Regions from separate parts of the Homo sapiens genome. Here all the other regions are linked to region 1. Evidence: read pairs that join two places in POLR2A ChIA-PET (ENCODE). Cell type or tissue: OCI-LY7. All regions are shown on one strand.

Region 1 (2,500 bases):
CAGCACTTTGGGAAGCTGAGGCAGGAGGATCATGAGGTCAGGAGTTCGAAACCGGCCTGGCCAACATAGTGAAACCCTGTCTCTACTAAAAATACAAAAATTAGCTGGGCATGGTGGTGCGTGCCTGTAGTCCCAGCTACTTGGGAGGCTGAGGCAGGAGAATCGCTTGAACCTGGGAGGTGGCTGTGGTGAGCAGAAAATCGCACCACTGCACTCCAGCCTGGGCAACAGTCTCGCTCTGTCTCAAAAAAAAAAAAAAAAAAAAAGAGCACAGGCTTTAGAGGCAGGCCAATCTGGATTCAAATCCTGGCACCTGGCACCACCACTTAGCAATGAGTCCTTAGGTAAGTTATTAAACCCCCTCGGTTTCACTTACTATTAATGGGCACAGTATTAACGGATCTCATTGTGGTGTTACCAGGGCCAAATGCAAGTCCCTCAGCACAGGATTGGCAGAGAGTAAGGGCACAATATATTATTATCTTTGCTGACCCAAACCCGTTTTTTACTGGGTAGAAAGCAGAATTAGAATAATGCCTATTAATAAAGACTAGCTTCTGGAGCAGCAAATCCTGGGCTTATAAGGAGGCTGGCAGAGGATCAAGGCATTGCCCTATATCATGAACTGATAGCCCTGCCCTCCAGCATGTCTGGAGGACTGGTGGGTAGAGAACCAGGTGAAATCACAAGAAGCACTGTCATCACACCTGGGCACATACTAAACAAACTTTAGGGGCCTCCTGTCAATGAATCCTCTCAATAGCTCTGCAAGGCAGGTCTGATTTCTCACACTCGACAGATGAGAGAACCGAGAAGGCACTTGCCCCAGGGTCCTCAGTTTTGAGCTGCCAAGCTGAGGTTCTAACCTGGCTCAACTCCTAAGTTTATGCTCTTTCTACTATAGGGACCATGGCTGCCTTTGGATCCAGCCTCGGCTTCTCTATTACCTGAGCAGGATGAGAGGCTGTCCTCTTCCTCGAGCTCTGCTTTATTCTTCCAGATCAGGGTTGCCAGATAAAATACAGGATGCCCAGTTACAGTTGAATGTCAGATAAACAGCAAGTACTATTTCAGCATAAGTCAGTCTCAAATGTTGCATGAGACATAATGTACTAAAAAAAAAAATGCTCATTGTTTACCTGAAATTCAAATTTAACTGGGAGCCCTGTACTTTTATTTACTAAATCTGGCAACTCTACCCCAGATGTCTGTGAGGTTAAGTGGGGCCAGGCCTACAGCTGACGGAAGGACAGAGAGAGAGGTGGCAGGGACTGCTGGCCTCCTGAGGCAGAGCTGTCCCAGGTCTGGTGGGGCTATGATTCCAGAGAGGCCAGAGACTGAGTATGAAAGTGGCAGGCGGCTGGGTCTGAGGAGATGCCAAGTTGGCCTCTTGAGGGAAATAAACAGGTATATTTAGCTGTTGTGGCCTTGCGCCCTGAGGCCAGGAAGCAGCTTTTTAGCCTAAATCCAGATGTTAAAAACAGAAATGAAATCAGTATTTATGGCCCCAAACCCTCCAAGCAAGTCATGCAGCTCGTTCCCCTGTCAAGGCCTCCCACCTTTGGCCCACACAGGGCCTGACCCTCGTCTAAGCCTGCGCCCTGGGGAACGGACCCTGGGGGTGGAGGTGGTGGGTCAGGCCCTGCTCTCACTTTCACACCCGCTTCCTAGCCCTGAAACCAGAGAGGTTCCTGAAGTCCAGCCCAGCCAGGCCTGTGGGGCTGCTGAGAGGGGTTAAGTAAGAGGGAGAGTAAAAACCGACACTTGGGAGGAGGCTTTTAAAATAAACATCTGCGGGGAGGGATGCTCTCAAGGAGGCTGCGGTTTGCAGCTCAGCCAGCTGTGTTCCAGCTAATCAGCCTCCTTGGGCTACTCTGGAGTTGCTGCCTTGGCCCTGGGATGGGGTAGGTTAAGAGGACAGAGGGAGGTCAGGGAGCTGGGGGCTGAGTTTCCCTGAGTAGAGGCTGGCACAGGAGAGAAGGCATCACCCCCACCTCGTCCAGGCCAGAAGATGTCCAGCTTCTTGAGGCTCTCCTAAGTCTGCCTCTCCTGGGACCAAGAGAAAATCCCGGTCCTTGACCAAGGTGGGCCTTGGGGGGAGTGGGGTGTAGAGGGAGGGGCACTGGAGAACTGACTCTACAGAAAGTCAAAGCTGGCAATCCAACTTCTTCCCCTCAGATTTATAGATGGGAAAACAGGCTTGAGCCACGCAGAGACTTGACCAAGCTCACACAGTTCCTTAGTGGCAGAGCAGAGCAAATATTCTCTTTCTTTTACATTCTGGATTTCCATATCTTCTCTCCCTCCTGGTCCAGCCCAACCTCAGGGCACCCCCCACGAGGTGGGCGGGGGATGGCTTTGTCACTTGCACCCACTCGGGGTGCTACTCAGAGATCTTGGGTGCACATAGGACGTGGGTGGGCCGAGCTTCTAGCTACTCCGTCAGGCCCTTCCTGTCATTCTGTCTCTGCCTCCCTTCTCCCTGCTTCTCCGTGTTCCT
Region 2 (2,500 bases), 880 kb before region 1:
TATCAATCCTCAACAATATCTGCTCCCTTTTTTTTTTGAGACGGAGTCTCACTCTTTCGCTCAGGCTGGAGTGCAGTGGCGTGATCTTGGCTCACTGCAACCTCTGCCTCCCAGGTTCTAGTGAGCAATTCTCCTGCCTCAGCCTCCTGAGTAGCTGGGATTACAGACACATGCCACCACACCCGGCTAATTTTTGTATTTTTAGTAGAGACAGGGTTTCATCATGTTAGCCAGGGTGGACTCGATCTCTTGACCTCGTGATCCGCCCACCTCAGCCTCCCAAAGTGCTGGGATTATAGGCATGAGCCACCACACCTGGCCCAGATATATTACTCTTTAAAAAAAATTTTTTTTTTTGCAATCAGATATGTTACATCACCACTACTGCCTTAGTCAGCTCAGGCTACCGTAATAAAATACCATAGACTGGTGGCTTAACCAACAGAAATTTATATATATTCTCACAGCTATTTCTCACACATAAAAAACTATCTTTTATGTGTTCCCCCGACCCCCACTGGATTGGAATTCCCTAAGGGCATGGATGTTTCTGATTCATCTTTGTATTTCAGGCTTTAGCACAAGGCCTGAGGTGAAATGTGGTTCTGTAACCATTTGATGAAGTGTGATCAGAGCTATTCAAGGGAAGAAAAAAACTGCCTTGAGATGATTAATTCTCTGATACTAGAAATCTCTCAACTGGCTGGTTGAAGGCCCCTTGGGGACATTCCAGTGAGTGTCCAGCTAATTTAACTGTTTTCTGACATATTTTGAGTCTGGTTCTGGTAATGTCTGTAACTCTCTTATCAATGTTAATTTCCATTCCCTATTCCTATCTGTGTGGCTCTGGACATTGGCCAGAGGCAGGTGCTGGGCCTATATGCCTCCTCCCACCTTTCTCCCATGCTCCCTGTGAGGCAGGCATCTAGCTCTCTGATGGATGTGGCTGCCTCCTCATTGAAATGAAGAAGGGGCTCAGAAGAAACAGCACCTCTTGATGGCTGATGCTGTAGGTCTCTGAGCTAATGTGGACTAGAGGACAAATCCTGTTTATTCTGAAGTTTTGAAGAGTCTGAGATGCTTTCCTATTTGCCAATCAGTCAGCCTGAAAAGGTTATCTGCATATGTGTTCTAACAGAACACAGGATCTCTAATTCAGAGACCGACTGTATCTTGCGTCAGTTCCCTAGGCCCAAATTTCCCATTATGTCGGGGAGTGACACAGTGAAAGCCTCCGGGTGAAGAGAGGTTTTACAAGAGAGGAACCCTAATATTATGAAACTCAGAGCTTGTGCAGGATAGGAGGCTGTCCCTCTTCCTTGAGTGGTAAGGGAGACAGACAGAGAGGGAGAGGGAGGGTGTGTGAGTGTGTGTGTGTGTGAGAGAGAGAAAGAATAAGGAAATAAGCAAATGGCTGTGGGTTTTATTACCTTTGAAAGGGAGCAGCTGGCTCTTGGGAAGTGCATAGGAGAGGAAATATTTTGTATCTTCCAAATATCATGCAAATACCTTTTAATCCAGATGCCAATAATCTGCTCAGAAAGCCCTGACTGCACACTCATTGTTTCTCCCATGCAGCCCTAGCCAGGAGTCCTTTCCTGGCTCCTTCTATCCCCGCAGTTCTTTTCTTGAGGAGGACAGATAGGGTTTCTTAGGGAGTTAGGATGAAGAAAGCCTAAGTATGATGAATTCCCCATCCAGCACTGTGCCCAGCACATAGCAGACATCCAATAAAGGTCTGTTAAATGAATGACACGGACCCGTTGTTTAAGATTTTAATAAAGGTGGGGCAAAGGGTTGAATTGGTCGAAAAGTCCTCAACGTCCTGACGGGACTCCCCTGAAGCCAAGGCAGTTTGAGTCCATTCATTATTCTGTCTTGGATCTTAGGCAAAGCCCCGGGCCCCTTGGAGCAGCACCAGGGTTCCCGACACCCCCACCGACAGGGTCGAACGTGCACAGGCTGGGACCACGCCGGAGTTCATTGAGCCCTCGTGGGGGAGGGCAGTTCCAGGGACCAGGAAGGGATTCCCGTCCAGTGTCAGGTTATCCACCTCGGGCAGCTCGTCAGGCTGCGGCGCCCTGTTCAGTCTGTTGCAGCTGAGATCGAGCACTCTGAGCTTGGCTGGCAGTCCTTTAGGCACCTGTTCCAGCCCAGCGAACGACAGATTGAGGGAGTTCAGGGCGCTGGACCACATGCATCTCGGAGCGCTAGGGTTTACGGTGGCGCGCAGCGAGTTGTGGCTGAGGTCTAGGCTGTGGGGCTGCACACCTGCCGCCGCCAGTGCGGCGCACACGCCTGTGGGCGTCTCCATTCCTGTGTTGCGCAGCGCTAGATTCTGGATGGCCGGGAACTTGTGGGGACAGAGAGCCGCCATCAGTCCGCGTTCGCCCAGTCCAGGATTGTCAGACAGGTCTAGGCTGGTAAGGGCCGGGAAGGCGCGAACCTGTTCGCAGGAAAAGGCAGGCGAGTGTGCTTGGGCAATGCTCAGTACCTTGAG
Region 3 (2,500 bases), 90 kb before region 1:
TTGGGAAGACAGATAAATTTGTACATGTTCCCGAGAACAGGAGCAAGAGATATATGACAAAGCTATTTCAGTGGCTCTTTAATGTATAAGGAGGCAAACACCTGAAACTCTGAAAACTCTGAAATTGAGAGGCAAAATAAACTTAGAGTCAAGAAAGAAATGCCATTTCTGCAGATCAGAATATAAACACCAACCACAGCTGTAAAAAAGAAAAGAATATATGCAACGAAGGGAAATTATATAAACAAAGGATCATTGGAGGTACTGATGAGTTCATTTAGTTCAATGAAAATAGTGACGTATTAGGTAGATCTCTTAATTTTATTACTAGTATTCTACTAAATGTGGTAGTATAAAGTCAAAAAGCATTCCGAAGTTTCTCAAGACCCTTATAATTCCATGATTTTTTTCAGGTCAGTCAACATTTGTTGAATGATAGGTCTGTGGAAGGAAAGCACACTCTTTAGGGTCATAGTTATTAACTATTAAACCATTGAAACTATTATTTTATATTTGTGTTAATGAGAGTCAAAATTATTGTGCATTCATCTCAAATAATTCTATTATTTTGAAAAATACAGGTTTTTTTTTTAAAAAAAACTGCTCTTGACATTGTAGCTATTGTGAGAAAATATTTTGATTATAATTATTTAAAAGCAATACAGGACACCCTGGATGATGGTAATGACTAGGGCAATGGTTGCATTCCAGTACTTAAGTATGAAATAAGGAATTATTACTTTCTGGGTGAATATAGGCTAGAATTGAAGACAAAAAAATTTGTTGCTTATCTTCAGTACTTCCAGCTTCATAGATAATTACTCTTAAAAGGAACAAGAATGACTGCCTCTGGATGGAGGAATTGGATAGCAATGGGCCGTGGGATAGGAGACCTATAAACCTTCATGCTATATTATTTTGTGCCTTTTTAAATTTTGAAGAAAAAATATTCATTTATTCAAGATATATGTAAATTCAGTAAATAAAAAGATATGATAGTTATGACCAAGTGGAAATATATTTCCTGATGTAAAAGGAATCACTGAGGAAAAAGATTAAAATATTTTGGCTGTCAACTCGTAGTTTAAAAAAAATTCCTTGAAAGAGGTAGAGAAAAGTCAAGTTGCAGTCCCACACAGAGCCTCTGGGCGCCGCCGTCGGCCAGTGCAGAGCAAGCGCTGACGCCGGGGATCCCTCAGCCTCTAGCCTGGGATTCCCTGCGCAGCCAACAACAGAAAAGAAAACCAGCTCCCACACAGAGGCTCCCGGCTGCGCAGACCTTGCCCAGCACACCAGATTGCCAGCTCCGAGACCCGGGACTCCTCCTGTCCTGGGCCGAATGCTCTTTTAGCGCGGTAGAGTGCACTTTCTCCAACTGGAAAAGCGGGGACCCAGCGAGAACCCGAGCGAACGATGGGAGGGAGCTGCGCGCAGAGGCGCCGGGCCGGCCCGCGGCAGGTACTATTTCCTTTGCTGCTGCCTTTGTTCTACCCCACGCTGTGTGAGCCGATCCGCTACTCGATTCCGGAGGAGCTGGCCAAGGGCTCGGTGGTGGGGAACCTCGCTAAGGATCTAGGGCTTAGTGTCCTGGATGTGTCGGCTCGCGAGCTGCGAGTGAGCGCGGAGAAGCTGCACTTCAGCGTAGACGCGCAGAGCGGGGACTTACTTGTGAAGGACCGAATAGACCGTGAGCAAATATGCAAAGAGAGAAGAAGATGTGAGTTGCAATTGGAAGCTGTGGTGGAAAATCCTTTAAATATTTTTCATGTCATTGTGGTGATTGAGGATGTTAATGACCACGCCCCTCAATTCCGGAAAGATGAAATAAACTTAGAAATCAGTGAATCCGTCAGCCTGGGGATGGGAACAATTCTTGAGTCTGCAGAAGATCCTGATATTAGTATGAATTCGCTGAGCAAATACCAACTAAGTCCTAACGAGTATTTCTCATTGGTGGAGAAAGACAATCCTGATGGTGGCAAATATCCAGAATTAGTATTGCAGAAGACTCTGGACCGAGAAACGCAGAGCGCTCACCACTTGGTACTGACCGCCTTAGATGGTGGGGACCCTCCCCGAAGCGGTACTGCTCAGATAAGAATCCTGGTAATAGATGCCAATGACAACCCCCCAGTGTTCAGCCAGGACGTGTACAGGGTTAGCCTTCGGGAAGACGTGCCTCCAGGCACCTCCATCCTGAGAGTGAAGGCCACTGACCAGGACGAGGGCATCAACTCAGAGATCACTTATTCCTTCTTTGGTGTGGCTGACAAAGCTCAGCACGTGTTCTCTCTGGATTACACTACAGGAAACATTCTAACTCAGCAGCCTTTGGATTTTGAAGAAGTAGAAAGATATACGATAAACATAGAAGCAAAAGACCGAGGATCTCTCTCAACACGGTGTAAAGTAATTGTAGAAGTTGTAGACGAAAACGACAACAGCCCAGAAATAATCATCACGTCACTCTCTGATCAGATTATGGAGGATTCCCCTCCAG

The links. Peaks named below come from ENCODE experiments on the same cell type or tissue, not always from the same donor. Only the 100,000 strongest peaks of a DNase experiment are listed, where the experiment ranks them.
Region 2: POLR2A ChIA-PET joins it to region 1 with 5 read pairs; 2 of 35 experiments call an interaction of 5 or more read pairs at or near these places.
Region 3: POLR2A ChIA-PET joins it to region 1 with 5 read pairs; 6 of 35 experiments call an interaction of 5 or more read pairs at or near these places.

What each region holds. Positions count from the first base shown.
Region 1 is chr5:141,506,200-141,508,699 of GRCh38, forward strand. The region is part of intron 3 of PCDHGA1 (protocadherin gamma subfamily A, 1); the gene reads left to right. All of the region lies in intron 3 of PCDHGA2 (protocadherin gamma subfamily A, 2), which reads left to right. All of the region lies in intron 3 of PCDHGA3 (protocadherin gamma subfamily A, 3), which reads left to right. The region is part of intron 3 of PCDHGB1 (protocadherin gamma subfamily B, 1); the gene reads left to right. It also overlaps PCDHGA4, PCDHGB2, PCDHGA5, PCDHGB3, PCDHGA6 and PCDHGA7, and 13 more genes. Among named protein-coding and RNA genes, the nearest start is that of PCDHGC5, 18 kb to the left of the region's middle. RefSeq lists enhancers at 1,417-1,466, 1,737-1,786. In OCI-LY7, no CTCF peak of the experiment used is centred here; DNase peaks (open chromatin) are centred at 782, 1,462, 1,802, 2,422 and 1 weaker place; H3K4me3 peaks cover 2,388 bases; H3K27ac peaks cover 2,500 bases.
Region 2 is chr5:140,629,971-140,632,470 of GRCh38, forward strand. CD14 (CD14 molecule) reads right to left here. Exons shown (of 2, transcript NM_000591.4): 2 at 1,762-2,500. The coding sequence ends at 1,886. It also overlaps a transcript of TMCO6 not described here. Among named protein-coding and RNA genes, the nearest start is that of CD14, 2.0 kb to the right of the region's middle. RefSeq lists enhancers at 1,848-2,349, 2,078-2,137, 2,350-2,500. In OCI-LY7, no CTCF peak of the experiment used is centred here; no DNase peak of the experiment used is centred here.
Region 3 is chr5:141,416,447-141,418,946 of GRCh38, forward strand. All of the region lies in intron 1 of PCDHGA1 (protocadherin gamma subfamily A, 1), which reads left to right. The region is part of intron 1 of PCDHGA2 (protocadherin gamma subfamily A, 2); the gene reads left to right. All of the region lies in intron 1 of PCDHGA3 (protocadherin gamma subfamily A, 3), which reads left to right. All of the region lies in intron 1 of PCDHGB1 (protocadherin gamma subfamily B, 1), which reads left to right. It also overlaps PCDHGA4, PCDHGB2, PCDHGA5, PCDHGB3, PCDHGA6 and PCDHGA7, and 8 more genes. In OCI-LY7, a CTCF peak has its summit at 1,121; a DNase peak (open chromatin) is centred at 1,175; H3K4me3 peaks cover 765 bases.